Regions from separate parts of the Homo sapiens genome. Here all the other regions are linked to region 2. A link is a loop called in an ENCODE intact Hi-C map of the cell type or tissue named here. Cell type or tissue: pancreas. All regions are shown on one strand.

Region 1 (8,000 bases), 220 kb after region 2:
AGCGTTTTATTCCTTTCCTCTCTGCTATCTAAAGGCTTTCAACCTTTAAGGCACAAAGTAGGCAGACAACAAATAATCACTGACCTAGAGTGATGTTTCCTTTATTCTGAATCCCTTTTGTACTTTATAGTATATTACAAGGCACCCCTTATTTCTGCCTTAAAGCCTTTGCTAATTGTTTTATTTACATTGTATATGTATTTTCACCCCAACTAGTTCATTACAAGCAACAATTCCTTCACATTCTTGTGGCACCTACCAACTCAACAAATGGATCCTTTACTGCTACAGAAATAAGTAACTTTATGACTTTTTAAAAAAGGGGTTTTGTTGTTATTGTTTGCACTGTTAAGCATAAAAGGAGAGGATGCTGCAAGGGAAGCCATTTAAGCATCTGTCTGTAGGAAAGGTATCTCAGAAAGTCTCTCTGCCAGCAGTTTCATGGGGCTGCTGGAGCACTGTCATAGAGGACTACACCAGGAGTCTTCCCTGGCTCACCTTCAGCCCGGCGGGATCTTCTGCCACAACCGTCTCACCAGGACATGACTCAAGTGAGCGATGCAGTTGACCGATGGCTTCACTTGTGATTTTCCACACTGCATGAACGTGATCTTGGTTTGTATGGCCTGCATACAAATAGGTGTTACCTAAAAGATGTCACAAGTATGTTTTCTTTATCCCTTTAGAGTGAACTTAGCTACAAATGGCCCTGTATCTGTTTCTTACCCTCCTTGTTAACTACTCTCCTCAACTTTCCATGTCTCTAGCAGTTCTCAGTTGGGAAACAAGTGGCTTTTGCTTTTCTGGTCACTGCCAGCCAACCCAATCTCCAAGCTCCTATCTCCTGATCAGTCTCCTGTCAACTGATCCTATTACACATTTCAGGCTCCACTTGGAATCTTCATTCTGCAGTTACCTCTGAATTCAAAGTTGCCTAGAAAGTTCAGGAAGGAAACACTTAGCTAATAGGGTGTTATTGCTCTCTGTGGATCTATTAGTCATCAGTCTTGACTCATGTCTCTCCTCAGTCTTACACACACTTACACACACACGAAAGAATAAGAGCATATCTGCAGGTCTGCCTACCTCATAATGATGCGAGCTAGAGTTTTCATCCACAAATGCTGACTGGATGACTCCTATGTGCCAGCCACTGAGCTGACTAATCAGCATACAGTGGTGAACAAGGTAGACACAGTCTGTGCCCTCACAGAAAGCTAAGTAACACGATGCAAAGCTCTACTGAGCTGCACAATCTTTATTATATGGGCAACTTCTGACTTAAGAATGGCTTCTCCCCTCATGTGGGCACAAAGACATCTACGGTAGTCCCTCCTTATCCACAGGGCGTATGTTGCAAGACCCCCAGTGGATGCTTGAAACTGGATGGTACTGAACCCTACACATACTATGTTTTGGCTTTTTTTTTTCCCCATACGTACATACCTATTTTAAACTTTAATACATTAGGGACAGAAAGCATTTAACAATAATAATAAAATAGAAGAATTATAAGAATATACTGTAATAAAAGTTATGTGAATGTGGTTTCTGTCTCTTTCTCTCTCAAAATATCTTACTGTACTGTACTCACCTTTTTTTGAACCACAGGTGACTAAGGTTAACTGAAAGTGTGGATAAGAGGTGACTACTGTACCGGGTGGCACGTAACTCACAGGGGTGGCTATTCACAGCAGGGTCAGGCCCTTGGGTCTTACCTCGATAGCACTGACTGGATCCTCCAGCAGTCACCTGGCAGGCAGACTTTAGTTCTAGAGAACCCACAGGTTGGGTACCACGACGAGGAAGGGGTTGGGGAGGCACCAGGTGGGGAGGGCCAGTGGTAGTTTTGGTGAAGTGACTCTGCTGTGGTACTTGACTGTTACTCTTCTCATTAGTTCCTGCTCAGAAAACAAGGGAAGAGCAGATTAAAGTTCAGCAAACTAAGTGAAGGGACCATATGTGTGGAGGTGAGGTCAAGAGAGAGGGATCATCACCATTCCGATGAAGGATTCCTAGAGAAGGTAGCATTTTAACAGTTGCTTAAACAATGGGGAAGAAAGTAGAGTCCACAGGAAACAGGAGAAAGTTTTTTATGAACCATAGGTGTAATGTGAAAGAAGTCTCAGAAGCAGATAATAAAATGGAAAAGTGAATGAATCAACACATTCTTTATTAAAAGGGCTTCCCGAATGTCTCTTGTAAAGTCGATGCAAACCCGGAGTTCTGAGGCATAAGCCACTTTACCTTGCTCTGGGGAAAGGGTAAGACCACTGAGTACTTCCTCCAGCTCCTGGATTTGTTTGATCAACTTCTGACCCTTGTCTGGAAGAGCCTGGATGTTCACTGATGCCAGTGTGCTCTGAAAAACAGATTCCATCAAATGGATCTCTCCTCTCACACTGTTAGATGAATAGTTTCAGATTAAAATAGCCTGAAACACCCAAACTCTGAAATTATGGTCTTTTAAATATGTGTGCAAAAACCAGAACCTTTTTTAAATTTTAACCCAGCTGGCTTACCAATCTTGAAAATATAAATAGGGGAAAAGGCAGAAACTGAACATGCACCTATAAAACCTTCACATGAACATATTTAACCCTTCTGTAGCAATGAGATCTCATATCTGCCCATAACAAGCAATGCTCTGACCTCAGAAACAAAACACGAGTCAATAGTTACCTTCTTTTGTTTCAGTTGTGTTGTAAGGTAGACACGCCGGGCTACTGGGTCTGAGGGTTCTACCTTCTTGGAAACACCTGAGGCAGGAGACACCTTTCTTTGCACACTTCGATCAGGGAATTGGAGGTTTTCCTTCGTCTCTAAGTCCAGAGTCGAGTCAAAGAGTAGGGGGCTCCCAGGCTTAGAGGAAACAAAAACAACATCATCTTCCTCCTCGTCGTCACTGCTTGTGGCAGCTTCACGGCCCTCACCCAGGGAAAGCCCTGGTGCTGCTGGTGCAGCCTGAGCCGCTGGTCCTCCAGGAGCAGGCACACTGTGGGTCTCCGGCCGCTCTTGGAAATGCCCCTGAGGCAGGCTTTTCTGGGTGGCCTGTATGCTAGGGCCATCCTTTGCCTTTGTTTCTTTAGCCTCCCAGTTCGTGTACTCCTTGTTGAGGGGTCCCCCTTTCTGGGGCTTGCTTATTGAGTTGTGACTGTGAACATTTTGAGGCAAAAGCTGGGTAACCTTTTCTCTCAGAGGTTCTGATTCTCTTTGGACATCTTGACTCTTACCACTTGATTTCTCCTGAGAAGATGCAGATGGTCTTGTAAGCTCATTACCTTGGCACTGTTGAGATTTAATTTCAGAAAAGTCTCTTTTGTGTGTGCCTCCAGTCTCTGCCTCACACTGAATCTCTGCTCCCTCTTCTTGCTTCTTCTCTTGAACTACAGATTGTTTTTTCTTTGGTACCAGGCCAGATGAGAGGTCTTTCTCCATCATTTCAGGCTTCTGTTCTTTCTTTTGATCGAAAAGCTGATCTCCCTTTTCTCTTTGCTTCTTATCAGCCTTCTTTTCCTCACCTTCACCTTTGATGAGCTGTTTCCAGAGAGCTGGTTCTTGATTCTTGTCAAGTACCTTGAATGGATTTCTCAGCCAGTTGGAAGAATGATGAAATGTCTCAGATGCATGCTGAGACTTATTGGATACAGAATGTTCTTTGGAATCAGGATCCTAAAGACAAAATAATTAATCTTCATATAAAATATTAATACAAACTTCGTATCTAGAATGCCTTTCCTTTTCATCTCAACTTTTATTTTATATACAGGGGGTACATATGCAGCTTTGTTATATGAGTATATTGCACTCAGGCAGTGAGCATAGTGCCCAATAGATAGTTTCTTAACCCATGCCCTCCTCCCCTCTCCAGTAGTTCACAGTATCTATTGTTCCCATGTTTATGGGTGCTCAATGTTTAGCTCCTGCTCGTGAGAACATATGATATTTGGTTTTCTGTTCCTGCATTAATTCACTTAGGATTATTCTGCAGAAGAAATGGAAACACAGTAAAAGCAGTCCAATATTTCCTGAACATTCTTGGTACCATTTCCACGTCTAGAAAAGATGACGTGCCAAACCCACAAAGGACTCATTTCTTCACGATACTTTCGAAGCTTGGTTCCTTCTCTGTCCATGATCACTCTTTTCCAGGCCTCAAGGAAAAGTAGTGACAAACCAAAGTGCTTTTACAATCACAATGGCCACAGTGTATACTTTTCAGGAAAAAAACTATTCTCTTAAGATGAACTTTTCCCCAAACCTAAACATTGTCTTAAAACACTTGCTTTGATTTTGGCTTTAGGAGGATTTTACTGTGGTAATCTAGAATCGTAAGTTCAAGCCACACCTCTGCCAAAACAAGTCTTATCACCTCCCTACTTCTAGTTCCTCACGTACTGAATATCTGTAGGGCTTCTCCTATTAGGAGATGCTCCTCCTAGTTCTAACATACTAGGAGCTTATGCTTATACTTAGCTTATACCAGTATCAAGTAGAAATTCCTCTATAAAAAGATACAAGAGTTAGTCAAGGAAATCTATTTTTTTCCTTGAGTAAAAGAATACTGACTACATTTAAGACCTCAAAAAATATTTACTAAGTGAAATAGGATGCAAATAATTAATCTTGATTACGACTAAATGATCCTTTGAATAAAAGTCCCAACAGGGCCTACCTTGCTTAAAGAAAACTATCTTTCGGAGACAGTCTGATGAAGACCAACTCATTTACGTGAACTTCAAGGTATTTTCAGGTGATGCTGCATATTAAAAGTCTTAACACAGCAGGTTTGAAAACAGATGAATAATTCCTACCTGCCATGGAATACTTCCACACCAGCGTTTCCCCTCTGCCTTACTTCTAATGCATCGGAAGAACAATCTAATGAAGTATAAAACACAAATAATCAAGGCTATGAAAATCCATTAGAACAAGAGATAAGCTTATTTTTAATCCAAGAAAACATCTTGCAACTATTTGAACCTGGCTTTGGGAGGTCACTTGAAACCAATTACTTTTATATACACATTTAAAAATTATTTACTGCACAGAACATTTATAAGGGCTAGGAAGTCCAAGAATAAATATGGCATGGTAGCCAGAGAATGCACACAGGTTTATTCTTTTTAGTCTGTAACGAATGACTGAAATAGAAACACTGATCAGCAATGGCTACTAAAATCAGAGAAATGAGAGACAGCCAGACACTGTGTGTCCCTGAAGGGGGGTCACAACACTAGCTACAAAGCAATGTTGCCCCAAAAAAAACCCCAAAACAACGAAGCCAAAACAAACAAAAAACTAACCTCTAGATCCAATTACCAATTTATAGGAAATAGAAACAACAGAAGAAGGCGTAAAACTATACTGTGGAGAATATAACCTTCAAAATCTTGGCAGTGGGAAACGCTATAGGACAAACAACCTGATCCCTTCCACAAATAAGTTACGAGGGAGAAAAAAAGATGAAGGGAAAACTTCAGAGACTTAAAAGACATATTAATCAATTCCAATTTGTGAACCTTATTTGGATCCTGATTTAAACAAATTAAAACTACTAAAAAAAAACTATGACATTTATGAGTCCACTGAAAATATGTAAACCAACTGGTATGTTAAAAGAGTGCAGCTGGATGCAGTGGCACACACCTATAGTCCCCTCTACTCAGGGGCCTGAGACAGGAGGATCATTTGAGGCCAGAGGCTGCAATGTGCTAAGATTGTGCCTGTGAATAGCCACTGCACTCAAACCTGGGCAACACAGCAAGACTCCCTTCTCTAAAACATACAAATATTTTTTAAAAAATAGTTCATATCTTGGCCGGGTGCGGTGGCTCACACCTGTAATCCCAGCACTTCGGGAGGCTGAGGTGGGCGGATCACGAGATCAAGAGATCGAGACCATCCTGGCCAACATGGTGAAATCCCGTCTCTACTAAAAATACAAAAATTAGCCCGGCGTGGTGGCACATGCCTGTAGTCCCAGCTACTCAGGAGGCTGAGGCAGGAGAATCGCTTGAACCCGGGAGGCGTAGGTTGCAGTGAGCCGAGATTGCACCACTGCACTCCAGCCTGGCGACACAGTGAGACTCTGTCTCAAAAAAAAAAAAAAAAAAAAAGTCCGTATCTTTTAAAGCTACATACTAAAATATTGACAGATGAAATAATGTTATCTGGGATTTTTTTCAAAATAGGGCAGGAGTTACGGGGTGAAGTGGATAGGATACATATAGAACAAGAGTAGCCATGAGCTGGCAATTGTTGAAGCTCATGCTACAGTACCCTATCTTACTTCTGTATATATTTACACTCTTCCACCAAAAAAAGAAGGCTGAATACAGATTTAACATCCCAGTGCAAGAAAGTTCCTGCACACACAAACACAGCCCATACTCCAGCTATCCAGAGGTGTCTAAGCTGTTCCACTGCCGAACTAAGCCATGCACCCTCCAGTCTACTAGACTTTGCATGGGTACTACTCTCCATCCAAAGGATATCCTCATCATCCCAATCTGTCTACCATCTCCCCCATCTCCAGCTACGGAAGTCCTACTGGTCCCTCAAGGCCCATCTTAAGTCGTACCTGCTTGGCAAGGTTTCCCCACATTCCCTTCCCTGTTTAATCCATGAACTGCCTCTGTGCCATTACTTTTAATGGCAAAAAACACAATTACATTTACACCAACCTAATAAAGCTGACTGTCCAGCTATAAAATATAGCTGACTGTCCAGGTATATTTTCAGCTACTAGAGGGCAAAAACCATACATGATCTCTTTATTCCCAACTATGACTTGCCTGTTGTACGTAATTAAGTATTGCTGCATAAAATAGAACTGATTTATGTAATTACCTAAAATAACTCCTCAAAAACTTTTAATTGATTAAATAAGAGCTTTAAAAATATATATTTTGTCTGCTGAAATAGGTAAAGTATTCAATCAATAAGTATTAAAAACACAGTGAGAAGCCCCCTCATACCCTATCTGCCCAGTTCACTTCTCTCCCAACATGTAACTGCTCATTAGTTTTTTGTTTACCTTTCCAGAGATTTTTAAATGCATATTCAAGTCAATATACATTCTTTCTTCCTCCTCTACACAAATGGGTAGCATAACATACATACTGCTGAATACCTTGCCTTTCTTTTTTTACCTAATACCTTGAAAATTTTTCTATAATAACATATATGTAAGGAAGATCCTTGTTTTTATTATTTTTTTCCAGTTGTGGTTTTCCACTGTATGGGATGTTGCATTATTTTTAACCAGAACCCTCTTGGTGGGCGGTTCAGCTGTTTCTTATCCTTTACTATTAAAAGCAGTGGCACAAGGAGTGAAACTGTGCATATGTCATTTCATGTACATTTCAATACATCTGTGGTGCAGCTCCTTATTTCTCATGTTATGTATTTGTGCTGTTCTTCTTGACCAGGTTAGCCTCTGATTTTCTTTATTAGTTATCTATATGCTGCTTTCTAACTCATTAAATGCAATTTTTACCAACATTAATTCCTTCCTTCTGCTTTCCTTCAGTTTAATTTATTGTTCTTTTTCTAACTTCCTAAATTAGTCCCATGATGTACAACATGAATCACAACAGTCTGCATCCTAATTCAGGGGTCCTGAGCAGGTCCTGGTCCCTTGATGCCACTACTTCACCAGGACACATAAACAAAGATGAACAAGCCCAAATGGACAAGTTGTCCATAAAAGTTAAGCTAAAAAGAAAATAGGTCCAGCCCCTCCCTCTTGTACAAACACAATTTTCCCATCCAAGTTCACAATTTTTAAAATCTTACTGGTTTCTTTAATTTTTCTCATTGCAATAGGATATTATATTAAACATATGTAATACAATTTCTGAAATGCTTTGAATGCATAAAATTCAAAGTAACAGCTGCCATCAGTGGGTGCTACTACTTACAGAAATAAATCAAGAACAAACTCCTGCTGTTGTTTAAAGCATATCAAGTACTTGAAATCTTTACTGAAAGAATAT
Region 2 (8,000 bases):
ATAAGAAAAACAGAAAGAAAGAAAACTTACTGTTTCTTAATGCTCTCATAGTTGTAGAATACAATAATCTATTTTATACTTTTTAGAGAAGATGTCCATTCATGAATGGATACGGATAGACCCATTCATAAATGCGTAAACTAAATTCTCACATGTAGGAGCAGTATGGCTTTGTGGATATATATTACTCTGATAAAATGTGCCAATATGCTAAGTCAAGCATAACCATTACAAAAGATGAGTAAACACACACACACACACACACACACACACACACACACGGCTGGGCACAGTGGCTCATGCCTGTAGTCCCAACACTTCGGGAGGCCGAGATGGGCAGATCACCTGAGGTTGGGAGTTCAAGACCAGCCTGACCAACATGGAGAAACCCAACCTCTACTAAAAATACAAAATTAGCCAGGCGTGGTGGTGCATGCCTGTAATCACAGTTACTGAGGAGGTTGAGGCAGGAGAATCGCTTGAACCCGGGAGGTGGAGGTTGCAGTGAGCCGAGATTGCGCCACTACACTGCAGCCTTTTGAAACTCCATCTCAAAAGAAAAACAAAACAAAACAAGCCCCCCCCACCAACACACACACATACACACACACACACACACACACACACACCCCTAGTGATTATAATTAATATATTGGAAACCTTTATCCTTCTGGTACCGTAAGCCTTTAAGTCAACAGTCAAAATGTGAAGTTTCATTTATGTTTATAGTTGTGACAAAGAAGCAAGCCGAAATAATGGTATTTAGTGCCAGCAATGTAAAGATCAATAAGCTGGTGATGTTTCCCTTCAAAGACTGGAGCAGCAAAGAAACTGAGTTGAAGCTGACAGACATTCAAGTGGCTACAACTAAATAAGAGTAGGTTTTGGGTGCTTTGTAAAACCAATTTCACTAATAGCATATGCACTCACACAAGATTTTTATAAAAGATAAGAAAAACGTTTGAAGAAAGTGTACTTTGGCCTTAGGTTGAATATTAGTATTGAGAAAAGGCTCCTATGTTAAAACAGAAAGGAAAAATCTAAATGTGGTTTTAAATATAGCCCCCTTTAGGCAGATTGTCCCAAACACATTTTTTTTTTTTATCCCTGGTCAATTTAATTGCTGGTAGATTTTTTTTACTTCAGTCCTACTACATTCAGTAGATACGAAACAGAATATGAGTTAATTTTAATTCGAGTAAATCTACGGTGGCAAAATCTATATTAAAAAGAATCACCAATGACCTTCCAAGGACAACTTCCTGAAGCCCTAATTTTGTGGTCATCTGCTGTTTTGAATGATATGTGCCAATACCCACTGCCCTTTGTGTGGATAATTAGAGCTGCTGTCCATAAACTATGCATGATAAATACCAGCAGGTACACATGCAGAAGTTGGGGCAACAGGAGCACCTTAGCATGGCTTCCCTTCGGGTAAATTGGGAGGGCTGCTTGATTTCAGGCCTGGGCTGGGCATGGCAGTGGATGGGCCTGGAGTTTCACTGATTCCTGGGCTAAGCGTAGGAAGGCAGGATATGAGGGATGTTCTGAAGAGGTAAACTGAAGAGGGTAGGTGAGAAGCAAGAACCAAATCAAACTGTGGCAGAAATAAAGGGTGGGTGGTAGGGAAAGGTAGAATGAAGAGCTGTGCAGAGCTGCCACCAGCGCATATGGTGGCATTTTGGAGAATTAAAAAAAGATGTGCCTCTAAGTGGATACAGCACAGTGACAGGGTTCACAGCTAGACAAGCGTGCTTCAGACTGGATTCTGTCCCATGGGCTAGGAGCTTACATTCAGAATGCAGCCTACATAACCATAGAAGGTACCCTGGAGTCAAGAGGAAGAGGCTGGAAAGCCTTCTGAGGGATGGTCGGAGAGACTTTGGAAAGCTGTTATGAAAGTAAAATTAAGAACAATATATACTTAGCATTAAAAAATATAGAAAGAAGTAAAAGTAAGAAGCTCTATATCCCCAAAAGCAACCACTCTTGACGCTTCCTTGAATATTCTGGAAAAAAAATGTCTAGCATAAAATTTATATGTATAACATTTCTATACTAGTATATAGATATGTACATTTACAAATAATTTTGTATTTACCTGAAGTGTTCCCATGATACATAGTTTCTGCACCTTACCCTTTTCATTTAATATATTTTGAAGTAATTTCATATGGTTTATGTTAATCCCTGTCTTTCTTTTTTCTTTCTTTTTTCTTCTTCTTCTTTTTTTTTTTTTTTGAGACGGAGTTTTGCTTGTTGCCCAGGCTGGAGTGCAATGGCATGATCTTGGCTCACTGCAACCCCCGCCTCCCAGGATCAAGCGATTCTCCCGCCTCAGCCTCCTGAGTAGCTGGGATTACAGGTGGGCACCACCACGCCTAGCTAATTTTGTATTTTTAGCAGAGAAAGGGTTTCTCCATGTTGGCCAGGCTGGTCTCAAACTCCGACCTCAAGTGATCCGCCCGCCTCAACCTCCCAAAGTGCTGGGATTATAGGCGTGAGCCACCACGCCCGGCCCATGTCTTTTTTTTTTTTTTTTAACTGGATGTGTGGTATCCCATGATATAGATGTACTGTAGTTTAATCAGTCTTTTGTTATTAGATATTTAGATTCTTTCTGATCTCATACTATTTTGATACTTCAGTAAATGTCCTTTATATCGCTCTTGATATCCTGGTTAAGTAAGGAGAATGAAGTGCAATCACAACAGTATGTCCAGTTCAGGCTACAGTGAGCTAAAAGCCGTGGTGGGAACTTGGCCTGACAAGTCTCTTGCCTTCAACAGATTTGCCTTACTTATGGTGGCTGATGCCAAATAGGCTCTGGGGGTAAAATGACAGGGTGGTGCATTGGGAAACACATGCCTTGCTTCTTGTAGGTCTGATATAACAGCAGCTCTCTTTCTGAAGAGACCCATAGAATGACCCACGCACTCACCCCTGCAGTGGCTGCCCTCACACCCTCTGCTTTACACAACTGGATGGGTTATGAAGCAGGTAAAATCTCTTTAACAGCGCTCTGCGGAAAACAGGCCTTGAGTGGCAGCTGTGGATCCAGCTCCACTTGGCAAACTTTTTTCCAAGAGAATGGATCTTTTGAGAATACCTCTGATGTTGTGGTTACAATCCATTTCAGAGCTTCTGTGCTCAATTTATACTTCCCTGGAGAGCTCAGTGGGCTCAGTAATGCTGAATTATACTGGCTCTGCTTCCAGATTTTCTAAAATGAGAAATTGAGGAAGAAGTTACATTAATGACCTTCCTTCTTCCTGAAATTTCAATCAAATGATAGGAAAGCAATCTGCATAGTAATGACAAGACCCCTCCAAGAAAATCCCTGTGCCCCAGCCAAGGAGAAGAACATGGAAGTTGTATCTATAATGAAATTCAGACCCTTCCACTTCTAAATCACAGGGAGGTTAATTCAGCCTGTGCAAACACAATCAGAAGTAGCATAATATAGTGGTCACTGGGACAGCTCACATTGTTCTTCTCCGTATGGAAGGGCAATAGAAAATAAACTGTCACCTGGACAAGGCTTGTGCTGACAGGGACCTTAATCTGGGACTGGTTGTTAAGGACTTTATGAAGGTACCACTGACCATTCTGAACTATGAAGGGAAGCCCTGCCTTTTTCAGCATCTAAGCAGAAAATATAATAGCCAGAGTTCTTGCCCTAAATTCTCAAACCAAAGGATTACACAACTAGTGGATGCTAATGGTGCTAATGGGTCACACTTTAGACGAGTTAGAGTTGTTCGGGAAGGGAGAGAAGTACACATTCCTAACCTTTTGAGAGTGTCTACCCACAGACCTCCATTGATACCTCTGCTAGCCAGAATGTGGTGCTGGGGGTATTTACTGTTATGACCTGGCGTGGCATTTCTCATGCTTTCATTGATTGCTCCAATGAAATTACATGGAGCCTTTACTTTCTGTGATTAAATAATATTAACTTCTCAAGATGAAATAGATCCGCACTCAATCCTCAGGGCTGTTAATGGCAACTAAAGAGCCACCACTTGGTGTCTACAACCTGCTGGCATTCAGCAAGATTCCTCGGTCTCCAAGTTGTTCCCTAGGAGCCCTCCTTGTCTCTCCATTGCTGAGTTATCTCCAGTTCTTCCCAAGCCAGCAATTAGAGGAGGCCTTGGCCATTGAATATGCCCATTGTCCAGCTGGGTTTTTCAAAAAAAGAGGCAAGCTTTATTCCTTTTCTGTTTACTCTTGACAAGTGCTCCAGCCCCAGAAAGGTTTCAGAGAATGGCTTTCTTCCTAGAGTTCCAACAGAACTCTTGTCTGTGTTGAGCTTGAGGTTCTGATTGGTCCTTATGCAGAGCTTTGTGAAGGGTGGTGTCATGTGTGAGGTGGGCCTGTGTGGAAATGCTGAGTGAGAGGCACTGAATGACACCAGGGATTCCAGTGAACTAAGACATTTACACCATAAAATACTGCTGCTGGATGGCATGCGCTTTAGTGCTGGATTTGACCCTGTATCCTTTGTTTCATCACCTTGGGGGATGTGTGTGTGTGTGTAAGTCAGCATACCTACTCCTATGTCCTTTCCAAACTGTTACATGCTGTATTAATTTCCTGTGGCTGCTATAACAAATTACCACAAATTTGGTGACATAAAGCAATAGCAATTTATTCTCTTTCAGTTCTGGAGGCCAGAAGTCTGAAATCAGCACCACTAGGCCAAAATCAGAGTGTTGGCAGGGCCGTGCTCCCTCCAGACACTCTAGGGGAGAATCCATTCTTTGCCTTTTCCAGCTTCTGGCAGCTGCCAGGATTCTTTGGTTCGTTGGCTGCATTGCTCCCATCTTCAAGGCTGGCATCTTCAAATCTCTCTCTGCTGCATCCTTACATGGTCTTCTCTGCGTGTGTGTCTAATCTCCCTCTGCCTCTTTTTTGTTTGTTTTTTGTTTTGTTTTTGAGACACAGTCTTGCTCTGTCGCCAGGCTGGGGTGCAGTGGCACGATCTTGGCTCACTGCAACCTCTGCCTCGCAGGTTCAAGTGATTCTCCTGCCTCAGCCTCCCAAGTAGCTGGGACTACAGGCAACTGCCACCACGCCCAGCTAATTTTTGTATTTTTAGTAGAGATGGGGTTTCTCCATGTTGGCCAGGATGGTCTTGATCTCTTGACCTCGTGATCCGGCCCCCTCAGTCTCCTAAAGTGCTGGGATTACAGGCATGAGCCACCGCGCCCGGCCTGCCTCTCTATTTTAAGGATACATGTGATTGCATTTTGGGCCCACTTAGATAATCCCAGATAATTTTCTAATCTCAAAATCCTTAATTACATCTGCAAAGACCCTTTTCCCAAATATGTTAACACTAACATATTTGAAAAATAGAGGTTAATCATAGAGATTAAGACCTGAGGCCCTTGGGGGATATTATGCAGCCTATTACACATGCTTCTTCTATGTATTTCTCATATTGCTCTGCATGCAAAATAGACACTTTATAGATTCTTCTTTAATTAAATCAAATCTTTATTGGAATGAACCCCAGAAGTCTGAAAGATTAGCCTGTGTGAACTCATTGGTCCAGTACCTCCCACCCACCAGATTTCCCACTTTGGTTTTTTGTTTTGTTTTTGAGACGGAGTCTCATTCTGTCACCCAGGCTGGAGTGCAGTGGTGCGATCTCAGCTCACTGCCTTCGCCTCCTGGGTTCAAGCAATTCTCATGCCTCAGCCACTCAAGAATCTGGGATTAGAGGCACGCACCACCATGCCTGGCTAATTTTTGTATTTTTAGTAGAGACAGGTTTTACCATATTGGCCAGGCTGGTCTCGAACTCCTGACCTCAAGTGATCTGCCCACCTCAGCCTTCCAAAGTACTGGTACTACAGGCATGAGCCACCACACCCAGCCCCAGATTTCCCACTTTGGGAAGAAGAAAATCACCTGAGTTTCATGTTAGACACTGTACCAGGCTTTCCCCATACTCTGACCCACGGAGTTCTTACTCTAGCTTGTGCCACCCACTGGAGCAAATCCCCAAAGAAGGAATGGAAAGAGAATGAGGCAACCAAGTAGAAGAGGAAGTGGGAAAGCAGTTTTTATGGTGTCGTTCTTTTGCTCAAAAGGTAGAGGATGAAATTGAAGCCATAGGGAAATGGACTAGAGCATGGATTCACATTCCTTCTGCTCATCTGCCCATCAAATCCTATTCACATGAAAAAGTTAAGTCCCGTGGATACAGGAACCTCTGAACATAATGGTCATGGGCATACAGCACATGTCTGGAATCAGGCCCTGGACCATTAGATTTCTTCTCAATGACCAATCAGGAATTCCAATTTTCCCTTGAATCTATGACAGCTTTTGTATCTTCAGACTTTTTCTGTGTAATTGATTTTTCATGAATTAACAGAACACACCTTAGTCTCCCACCCAGGAGGGCTGTACTGGCTTTGAATTTTCTATATAACAAAAAATCAAAGAGGAATCTGAAGTTTGGGGCTGGAAGAAGAAAATGTTTTGATTGAGGAGTAGATTGGGACTAACAAGAATGTAGAATTACTGGATAGCCAAGGGCCCAGGAAGTGAACAGACAGAGAAAGGGAAGAGGAGAGTAATATTCTACCTAAGGATTCTCATTAATTGATTACAATGGTTACAAAGATAAACATTCAGACTACAAGAGGTAAAGCTTAAGCAGCCAAGGGGGGAAGACTATTTGTCTGTTCTCCTTTAGTTTCAAGCATAATTACCATCCATAATAAAAAGACTCCCTCAATCACTTCATAGAATGTTTCCTCAGCTTCCTGATCTGGTGTGAAACCCAGTGTTCTCCTGACATATATTCTGACTGTAGCCTCCTGAATAGAGGCTGAGAATTTTTTAGTCCTATATACCAAAGAGTGGGAAGGTAGATAGTCAGCATTCTTCCAGGCCCCACGCTGCTTTTAGACCCGTACTACTCAATATTCATGCCATCTAGCTACTTTGTTCTCTGCACTTCCTTATCACCAACCCCACCAAAATCTTAAGTTCCTCCTCTCTTCCCAAACTCTGCCATCTTCCTAGATGACATCCGTGTGGAAAACCCATCTTAGACCTCGTTATGCCACTGACTCTATTCTCACCAAAGTCACATGTGACCTAGTCATTAAACCCAATGGAGACTTTTCAGTCTTTAACTTGCTTTCTGTATTTCTGGCATTTGGCATTTTGGGGTCATTTCCTCCTCCTAAAACCTCTACCCCTGGCTTCTACTGCTCTCTACTAGGTCTTCTCTCTCTCTGAATGCTCCTTCTTCACCTCCTTCATGAACTTTCTTTCTATAAGTCTAGACAATCCCCTAAGGTTCTCTCCTCAGATTGCTTTTTTTTGGTCTGTATAAGATCTCATCTACTTCCATGATTTCAATTACTATCAATACACTGATGACTCCCAGATATTCCTCTCCAGCTCAGAGCTCTACCCTGAGCCCCAGACCCGTATACAACTATTTACTGAACATTTTCACCTGCATGTTCTTCCAATACTTCCCTTTCAACATATTCAAACTGAACTCACTATTTACCACTCCAAGCTAGCTCCAATCTTATATTTTTATCTTTTTAATTTTCATCAATTTATGTATAATTGTTAGCGTCATTATGAACTTTTGTTTTTTAGAGATGAGGTCTCGTTCTGTTACCAAGGCTGGAGCATAGTGGCTGTTCACAGGCACAATCATAGCGTACTACGGCCTTGAACCCCTGGGCTCAAGCAATCCTCCTGCCTCAGCCTCCCAAGTAGCTGGGACTACAGGAACACAGCACTGTGTTCAGCTGTCACTATGAACTTTTGAATTCATTATTCTTGTTATTTGTAAAATAAACTTTGGGCCGGGTACAGTGGCTCATGCCTGTAATCCCAGCACTTTGGGAGGCCGAGGCAGGTGGATCACCTGAGGTCAGGAGTTCAAGACTAGCCTGGCCAACATGGCAAAACCCCATCTCTACTAAAAATAGAAAAATTAGCCAGAGATGGTGGCA
Region 3 (8,000 bases), 210 kb after region 2:
GCACTCAGCCAAATGGAAATATTTTAAAATCAACATTCTTTTTTGTTTGCTTCAAATAAATTGTAGTGCTAGCCCTAGACCATATGTTTTAAAGCAGAAGTAGCCGAAAACATTCACTGGACTTAAGAATAATTTTTGCATATATATATATATATAGCATATATTTGCATATATTTTGCATATATTTTGCATATATAAAGTCCTATATTTTTGCATATATATATAAGGGCTGAATGTAATCAAAGTCCTATATCAACCAATCAACAGCTATTTTCTCATAAATATTTATTCTTTTGTCCTTTAAAGGTTGACAGGCCTGCCATCTCCTAAACAAGATAATCTGGCACATACTAAGGCTTTATTATGAGACATGAAATAATGATGAAGGGATACAGACAGGGTTCATATTTACACAATCACGAGAAGTTACTCACTTCAGCAGCGAATACATATCCAATAAGTTGTTTTGAATGGGGGTTCCAGTGACAGCCCAACGGGCACAGGCTTGTAGCTTACACACAGCTATGGAAGTCTGCACTCGGGGATTCTTAACATTGTGAGCTTCATCCAATATGATTCGAGCCCAGGCTATTCGAAGCAAAGGTGTTGAGGTGCCCTGGAAGAATCACAAGTGAAATCCAGCCACAATATGGGAAAATGTACATGTCCTTAAGGACACAAGGGGAAATAGCAGGCAAGCATGGAGGACCCACATTTACCTTTAAATTTGCTTAGCTCAGGTACACTGAAATAAGAATTAAGAAACCCAAGAGTAAAACGTCTCAACTGGTTCAAATAAGTTATTTGAGAGTCTCAGTCTTTGAACATAAGATGTCTAAGAGTAAAATGTTTTCAAATTTGGGTTTCCTTTTTTTTTTTGAGATGGGAGTCTCGCTCCGTCGCCCAGGCTGGAGTGCAGTGGCGAGATCTCGGCTCACTGCAAGCTCCGCCTCCGGGCTTCACGCCATTCTCCTGCCTCAGCCTCCCGAGCAGCCGGGACCACAGGCGCCCGCCACCACACCCGGCTAATTTTTTGTATTTTTAGTAGAGTCGGGGTTTCATCGTGTTAGCCAGGATGGTCTCGATCTCCTGACCTCGTGATCCACCCGCCTCGGCCTTCCAAAGTGCTGGGATTACAGGCATGAGCCACCGCGCCCAGCCGACTTTTCTTTTATTCTTTAAATACACACTTAAGCAATGGCTGTAGACCATGACTACACCAGGCATTGAACCTGCAAATTCACTCACTCAATAAAACATTTACTAAATTTTACTAAATTTACTAACAATTTTCCAAAAGTCTACTTTTAGATGTGAGATGCTAAACCAGATATAAAAAACAGTTCCTACCTGCAAGAGCTCAAAATCTAGCAGGGGAGAAAAACAAGTGTAAAGATAATTACAATACGATATAGATATAGTAAGTCCCACTGGCTAGTTCAATACCTGAAGTGGGAATCTGGCTGCTCTTGACGAAACAGCACCTGACCCATAGTGGATACTCAACGTCTGCTGAAGAAACAAAGTGCTATAACTTATGTAAGCACAAGGTGCTGGCAGAGGCATTCAACCAAACCGGGGGAAGGTGGGAAGGGAGTGGTCCAGAAAAGATTCTTGAAGCAGGTTTAAAAAAATTAACCTGGGAGAAGGAGTGGAGGCAAAGCGTTTCATTCGGAGGGAGAACAGACACAACACTGTGACAGAGCATGGTGGGAACTACAGATCCCTTGGTATGACTGAGCAAGAGGTGCCCCAGGGAGGGGCAGGGTGTCATCAAGAGATGAGCGACATACAGGTAGGGCAAGATCATAAAGAGCCTAATATGGCCAGGCATGGTGGCTCATGCCTATAATCCCAGCACTTTGGGAGGCCGAGGCGGGTGGATCACTTGAGGTCAGGAATTCGAGACCAGCCTGGCCAACATGGCGAAACCCCATCTCTACTAAAAATACAAAAAATTAGCCGAGCATAGTGGCGGGCACCTGTTATCCCAGCTACTTGGGAAGCTGAGGCAGGAGAATCGCTTGAACCCGGGATGCAGAGGTTGCAGTGAGCCAAGATCGCACCATGCACTCCATCCTGGGCGACAGAGTGAGATTCTGCCTCAAATAAATAAATAAATGAAGCCTAATACATCATGAAAAGAAATTTAGGGTTTATCCCAAAAGCAATGGAAAACCAGTGAGCAATCTGAAAAGTTCATCATCTATAAGTCAGAGTTGGTTATAAGCTGGAGAAATGTTCTAGAGATCTCTCCAAATACAGAAACCTGTGAATATCCCGTTGGGCTAAAAGGATAACATATAGAAAAATGAGTTCTTGGGATAATACTGTATTTTCAGAGTATAATTACATGATAAAGCCTCTACATCACATAACTGAGGCTGCCCTGGACACCCTAGAAGACCATCACGTATTCACAATTGTCACTTAGCCTCTGGCCTTATTATTTGCAACCCTTTTTTTTTTTCTGGGAAGTAAAGGGAGGCAGGGAAAGATGGCTTAAAATCAAAATACTAGTAGTAAAATACTAGTCTGCACAATAAATATTAAAAATATCATGAGTATATACCCCAAATACTCTAAAATAAAAATAGCAACAAGTAAGGCTTTTATATATTCAGGTGATTATTACCCCCACAAATACAATGCAGTCATCTTTCATTCTAAAAGGCAGCTGAATCCTGTGGCATAGGTTGATCTTTATCACTGAGGTGGTTGTCTGGAATAAGGGTGATGGGATAGAGGAAAGAACAATTCCTTTCCACATGCGGATCATTTACAGCATTCCTGACCTCCAGGGAGGTCCTCTTGCTATCGTGGAGGCTGAGAAAGACTCCCATTAAACCATCTGTGGCTCCAACTCCACTTCCCTGGCTGCCCCCCAGCCTCACCTCCACATTGAGGTTTGCACCTGGGATCTCTGCCTCTTGCTTGTTTGTGGGAATCTCCTTGGCCACGAGGCTATAGGTAGTGATCACGATGTCATATGTAGAGAGGCTGCGTAGACATAACAAAGAAATCAATAAATGGTCCCACTATAGAGGGACAATGAGAGAGGCAGAGTTGATCTTTCAATAAAAATGCCTACAAATGGAAGGACAAACAGCAGAACTCATTAACTTGTGTCCTTAACACACACACGCACACACACACACACACACACACATTTTGGAGGTAAATTTTACCCACTTGGGTTTCCCTATCTCTTACCTCTGATCATTTACCGTCTGCTCACTATAGCTACCACAGCCTCCCTCTTACCATCCAGTGAGTCAGAAAGAAAATTCTCTGGCTGGGATAATATAATGCTTAATATGATCTGGCCAGAACAGAAAGTAGGATAGAGTTGGGAAATAACAGAAAGTAGGATAGAGTTGGGAATTAACATTTAATAATGATTTGAGATGGATGACACCAAAGTCCCAGGGGAGAAAGATAACTTCAAAACACTGTTCACCTTGTATCAATGGTGCTTTCCTCCCACCACTCTATAATGGATTTGTGAAAATTCACTGATCTAGTTTGACATTAAGATATAAAAATACATGCTGTAAGCTTTCAGTGTATCTTGCTTATACTCCTTACATATAAAGATTATTAATGAGAAACACAAATCTTTTTCCAGTGAAGCTTAATATTGTGAGAACTTCAATAAATACTTTATTTTATTTATTTATTTTTTGAGACAAGGTAGGGTCTCACTCTATCCTGTCTCAAAAGTAAATAAAATAATAAAATAAAATAAAGTATTTATTGAAATAAAGTAAAATTCTGCTAATCATAGATCAAGCCAAGTTTATATTAAAAGGGAAAAATTATCACTTATAATTAGCATACTCAGCATCAGAAATGATAATAATAGGTGAGTAACCTACCCTGGTCATCCAGACTGGAGTGTAGGGGTGTGATCTTGGCTCACTGCAACCTCCACCTTCCAGGCTCAAGCGATTCTCCCACCTCAGCCTCCCAAGTAAATGGCACTACAAGTGCACACCACCACACCCAGCTAATTTTTGTATTTTTGGTAGAGATGGGTTTCACCATGTTGCCTAGGCTGGTCTCGAACTCCTGAGCTCAAGTGATCTGCCTGCCTCGGCCTCCCAAAGTGCTCGGATTATAGGCATGAGCCACCATGCCCAGCCCCAAGAGAACCTCAATAAATACTTTTGATAAAAATGATATGCCTAATTCAGAGAGGCAGCAGTGTCTACAAGTTACCCTACTATCATATAAAGAAGTATAATTCAGAATGATTCTAATCGGTCAACTAGTACATTCTAAATACCAAACAAGTTAGGCTCAAAGTACAAATCAAGTGAGATTCAATTTATTTCTAAATAAAAATTTAGCACAAAGGCAGACAACTCACAGTAATCTATGCCAGGGAAGGCCTGCAGGCCTGCCACTGCCACCCTGATGCCTTTTGCCTGCAGAAGCGACTCTCAGTCATGAGAACTGGCCTGTCATAAGACAGAGGGGCACCAATCTAACAACTTACTCCTGAAAGACTGCCGCCCCGTTCTTTAGGAGATAAAATATCCAAATTGGAGGCTGGGGAGAGAAATTACTTAGAGGCAGAAATAACTTTGTTCTCATCCTTGACTACAGCAGCCAGTATTCAATCTAGATCTTCACTCCGCAATTAAGAACAGAAAACAATTCCTTTAAAACCAAAAGACAAAGACTAGGACTAAGATTGCCATGTGGGGAAGCATTTTCTTCCCTCCTTCCTGAGCATCCCTCTTCAAGAATTTATAGTTAACTCTAATCGTCCTAAATTATTGAGTCTAAAGCATCTTAGATGGTTCATATATTAAAAAGTCATAAAAATATAATCAACCTATAGCAACTAATCATTAGCATTCTATCAAGATGCTCTGTAGAACTGGGCTGGTTCCATTCACACTATGTACACCTGGAATCAGAACTCCAGCAGCCATGAGGGCCTTGCGACACATCTCCTTGACTAGGGGAATGCTGCTGTCACCTGAATGGCAGCTCCGGCATCTCAGGCCTCCTCACAGGGCAGCTTTCATTGAGGACAATGACAAGGACACAGCAAAAGATCACCAGTAGACCTCAGGATACAACGCAAAGGCTGTATGGTGACGAGACTAAAGATCTGTCTTTGGCTTTCACAAATACGCGTCCTGATTAAGTGAAATCTCAGGGATGGGAGCAAAGGCCCGTGGGCCCTTGGGCAGAGGTGCTGAACGCCCCCACAACTGCGTATTCCTGCACTTACACTCTGGCACGTGAATCCCGGTTTGGCCCATGGTAGAGATAGACTCTTAGTTTGTTGCTGTTCACCCGTTTCTCCACCTCATTTTTCCAATGATGGATCAGGGAGGCAGGACAGATGATTAGTGTTCCATGGGAAGTAAAGTCACAAGAGTCTTGAGAAGGGAAAAAAATCAGTGCCTAGTTACATTCACCAAATGGCTTTTAACTTTTCTTTTTTAATATATGGAGACACGGTCTTGCTGTGTTACCCAGGCTGTCTCAAACTCCTAGGCTCAAGTGATCCTCCTGCCTTAGCCTCCCACAGTGGAATTACAGGTGTGAGTCATCGTGTTTGACCGGCCTTTAACTTAAAGGCATTACCTCTTCCTCTTGACTGACTTTACTCCTTCAATTAATATGTTTAACCATTGCTCTTATTTCTATACAGAGCCTATAGTGAAGTAGGAAATGGAAGAAATGGTCTTTTAAACTGAAACACTTGATTACTTATTTTCTCCACTAAAAGTACAGGCAGAAAGAGAGGCTAAACAGGGGGAGGAAAGTGGGTGGCACATGACCTCAGTGTGAAAAAGCAATGTGCTTTCACAGAGTGGCTGGAAGTGAAAGCTGGATCATTTCCTAACTCCTCTTGAGTTGATTCATTATAGAGGCGTATGGAGTATTGTTATACTTTCTGAAAAGCATAACTTAATGTACTTCTACCTTAAAATTAAGTACAGAAACCTTTTTTAAAAAATAAGCAAACATTGGTTTGGAACCAATTAGTGATGGTTTGTTTATACCATGGCCCCTCATCTCTGCGTGTGTGTGCCTGTGCTACTTACACATACTGCTAGTACACACAAAGGGATATAGGACCCAGCTGCAACAGTGCTCATTAGAGGCCCTGAGAGCAGATGCCACAGATTTTTTTTTTTTTTTTTTTTTTGAGACGGAGTCTCGCTCTGTCACCCAGGCTGGAGTGCAGTGGCACGATCTCGGCTCACTGCAAGCTCTGCCTCCCAGGTTCATGCCATTCTCCTGCCTCAGCCTCCTGAGTAGCTGGGACTACAGGCGCCTGCCACCATGCTTGGCTAATTTTTTGTATTTTTAGTAGAGACGGGGTTTCACCGTATTAGTCAGGATGGTCTCGGTCTCCTGACCTTGTTATCCGCCCACCTCAGCCTCCCAAAGTGCTGGGATTACAGGCGTGAGCCACCATGCCCGGCCCACAGATTTTTAATCTATCTAAGCAACTGAGAGCTGTACTTGAATACATGGCAACTTACATGTAGTGTTGTCTATACATAACATATTCAATCTTTAAAGTACTTATAAAGTTATTACTTTTTATTTAATTTTTTTTAAGAGACAGTGTCTTGCTTTCTTGCCCAGTTGGCCTCAAGCTCCCAGGCTCAAGTGATTCTCCTGCCTCTCCTCCCTCAATTGGGACTACAGGTGCATACCACTGTGCCTGGCTAAAGTTACTACATTTTAAAAACATATGTTAAGATAGAAAGTGTCTATAATCTAGGAACTTCTAGAATTTCAGAAACATGGAAAATAGCTTCCACTATAGTGACTAAAATGTGAATTTGTGACAGATCTTCCTTTAAAAAAATTAATTTGAATCTACCCTGTAGTTATTTCCCCAATATTTCCAAAAATAATAATTATTGGCCAGGCATGGTGGGTCACACCTATAATCCCAGCACTTTGGAAGGCTGAGGCAGGATGATTGCTTGAGCCCAGTTGTTTGAGACCAGCCAGGCAACATGGTGAGATCCTATCTCTACAAAAAAATTAAAAAATTAGCTGGGTGTGGTGGTGCAAACTTGTGGTCCCAGCTACTTGGGAGGCTGAGGTGGGAGGATCGCTTGAGCCAAGGAGGTTTAGGCTGCAGTAAGCTGTGTTCATGCACTGCACTCCAGCCTGAGCAACAGAGCGAGACCCTGTCTCAAAAAATAAGAATTATTATTATGCTTAAATTAAGTGTTCTAGAGCCTCAGCTTTCTCCATAAAATTCTGCCTAGTTTATAGGCAAATTTATACGGAAAAAATGATCACTTATAATTAGCATACTCAGCATCAGAAATGATATGATAGGTGAGTAATCTAATACTGGTTTTCCAGTAGAGTAATTAAATATGACCAAAGGTGTCCTTTTTTAGCTGAAGACGTTCCCCTCTTGGGTGGCTCAAATGACGTAGGGAATGGCAGGCTATTAAGGCACTTCTGTCTACCATCTTTGGAGAGCCACGTCAAAGCTGTGCTTTTCTCCTTTTCTTCCTTTTTCTCTTGATTCTTCTGGGTCAGGATGAGCGCAATCATTGTCAGGGTTTTTCCTAAGCCCATATCATCTGCTAGAAAATAAAAGCAAAATTAAGAGAGTTAATTGCTTAGGGCAAATAATCAACCCTAGTTCAAGAGGAGAAACCACTGGCAGACATTTCCCCATTGTTCTCTGTCAGTGCCACTCCGTCACTACTCTGTGCCTACCTTAATGGCTCCTTTATCTTCCTTATTCAGCAGAACCCTAGCACTTGCTCTTTACTTTGAGATCTAGGTCCAAGACATTTACTATGACTCTTGTAAAATTTAAAACTTACAATTTGAATATTATTCTAGTCCCTATGTTATGTTATTACCCGCACAATGTGCTGACTGATATCTATTACAGTTTGATGATCCCTTACCTCCAAAAGCAAAAAATGTCCAGTAGATATATCCTACTACTTACTTTACCAGTACCAGAACATTCCTGGAGTTAAAAT

Evidence for each region. Hi-C counts contacts between places; a loop is a spot of excess contacts. Peaks named below come from ENCODE experiments on the same cell type or tissue, not always from the same donor. Only the 100,000 strongest peaks of a DNase experiment are listed, where the experiment ranks them.
Region 1: a loop joins it to region 2, with 2.9 times the contacts of the local background. A loop is called at or near these places in 77 of 110 quality-filtered maps.
Region 3: it touches region 2 in a loop (3-fold over the local background); 8 of 110 quality-filtered maps call a loop at or near these places.

The regions. Positions count from the first base shown.
Region 1 is chr1:117,070,542-117,078,541 of GRCh38, reverse strand. It overlaps TTF2 (transcription termination factor 2), which reads right to left. Exons shown (of 23, transcript NM_003594.4): 4 at 4,815-4,881; 5 at 2,683-3,672; 6 at 2,248-2,362; 7 at 1,719-1,901; 8 at 499-626. Among named protein-coding and RNA genes, the nearest start is that of TTF2, 14 kb to the right of the region's middle. RefSeq lists an enhancer at 464-1,663. In pancreas, no CTCF peak of the experiment used is centred here; no DNase peak of the experiment used is centred here.
Region 2 is chr1:117,291,743-117,299,742 of GRCh38, reverse strand. LINC01525 (long intergenic non-protein coding RNA 1525) reads right to left here and starts at 4,277. Exons shown (of 3, transcript NR_126408.1): 1 at 4,040-4,277; 2 at 3,110-3,223. In pancreas, no CTCF peak of the experiment used is centred here; no DNase peak of the experiment used is centred here.
Region 3 is chr1:117,081,417-117,089,416 of GRCh38, reverse strand. TTF2 (transcription termination factor 2) reads right to left here. Exons shown (of 23, transcript NM_003594.4): 10 at 7,470-7,589; 11 at 5,249-5,399; 12 at 2,895-3,000; 13 at 435-616. Among named protein-coding and RNA genes, the nearest start is that of MIR942, 9.2 kb to the left of the region's middle. In pancreas, no CTCF peak of the experiment used is centred here; no DNase peak of the experiment used is centred here.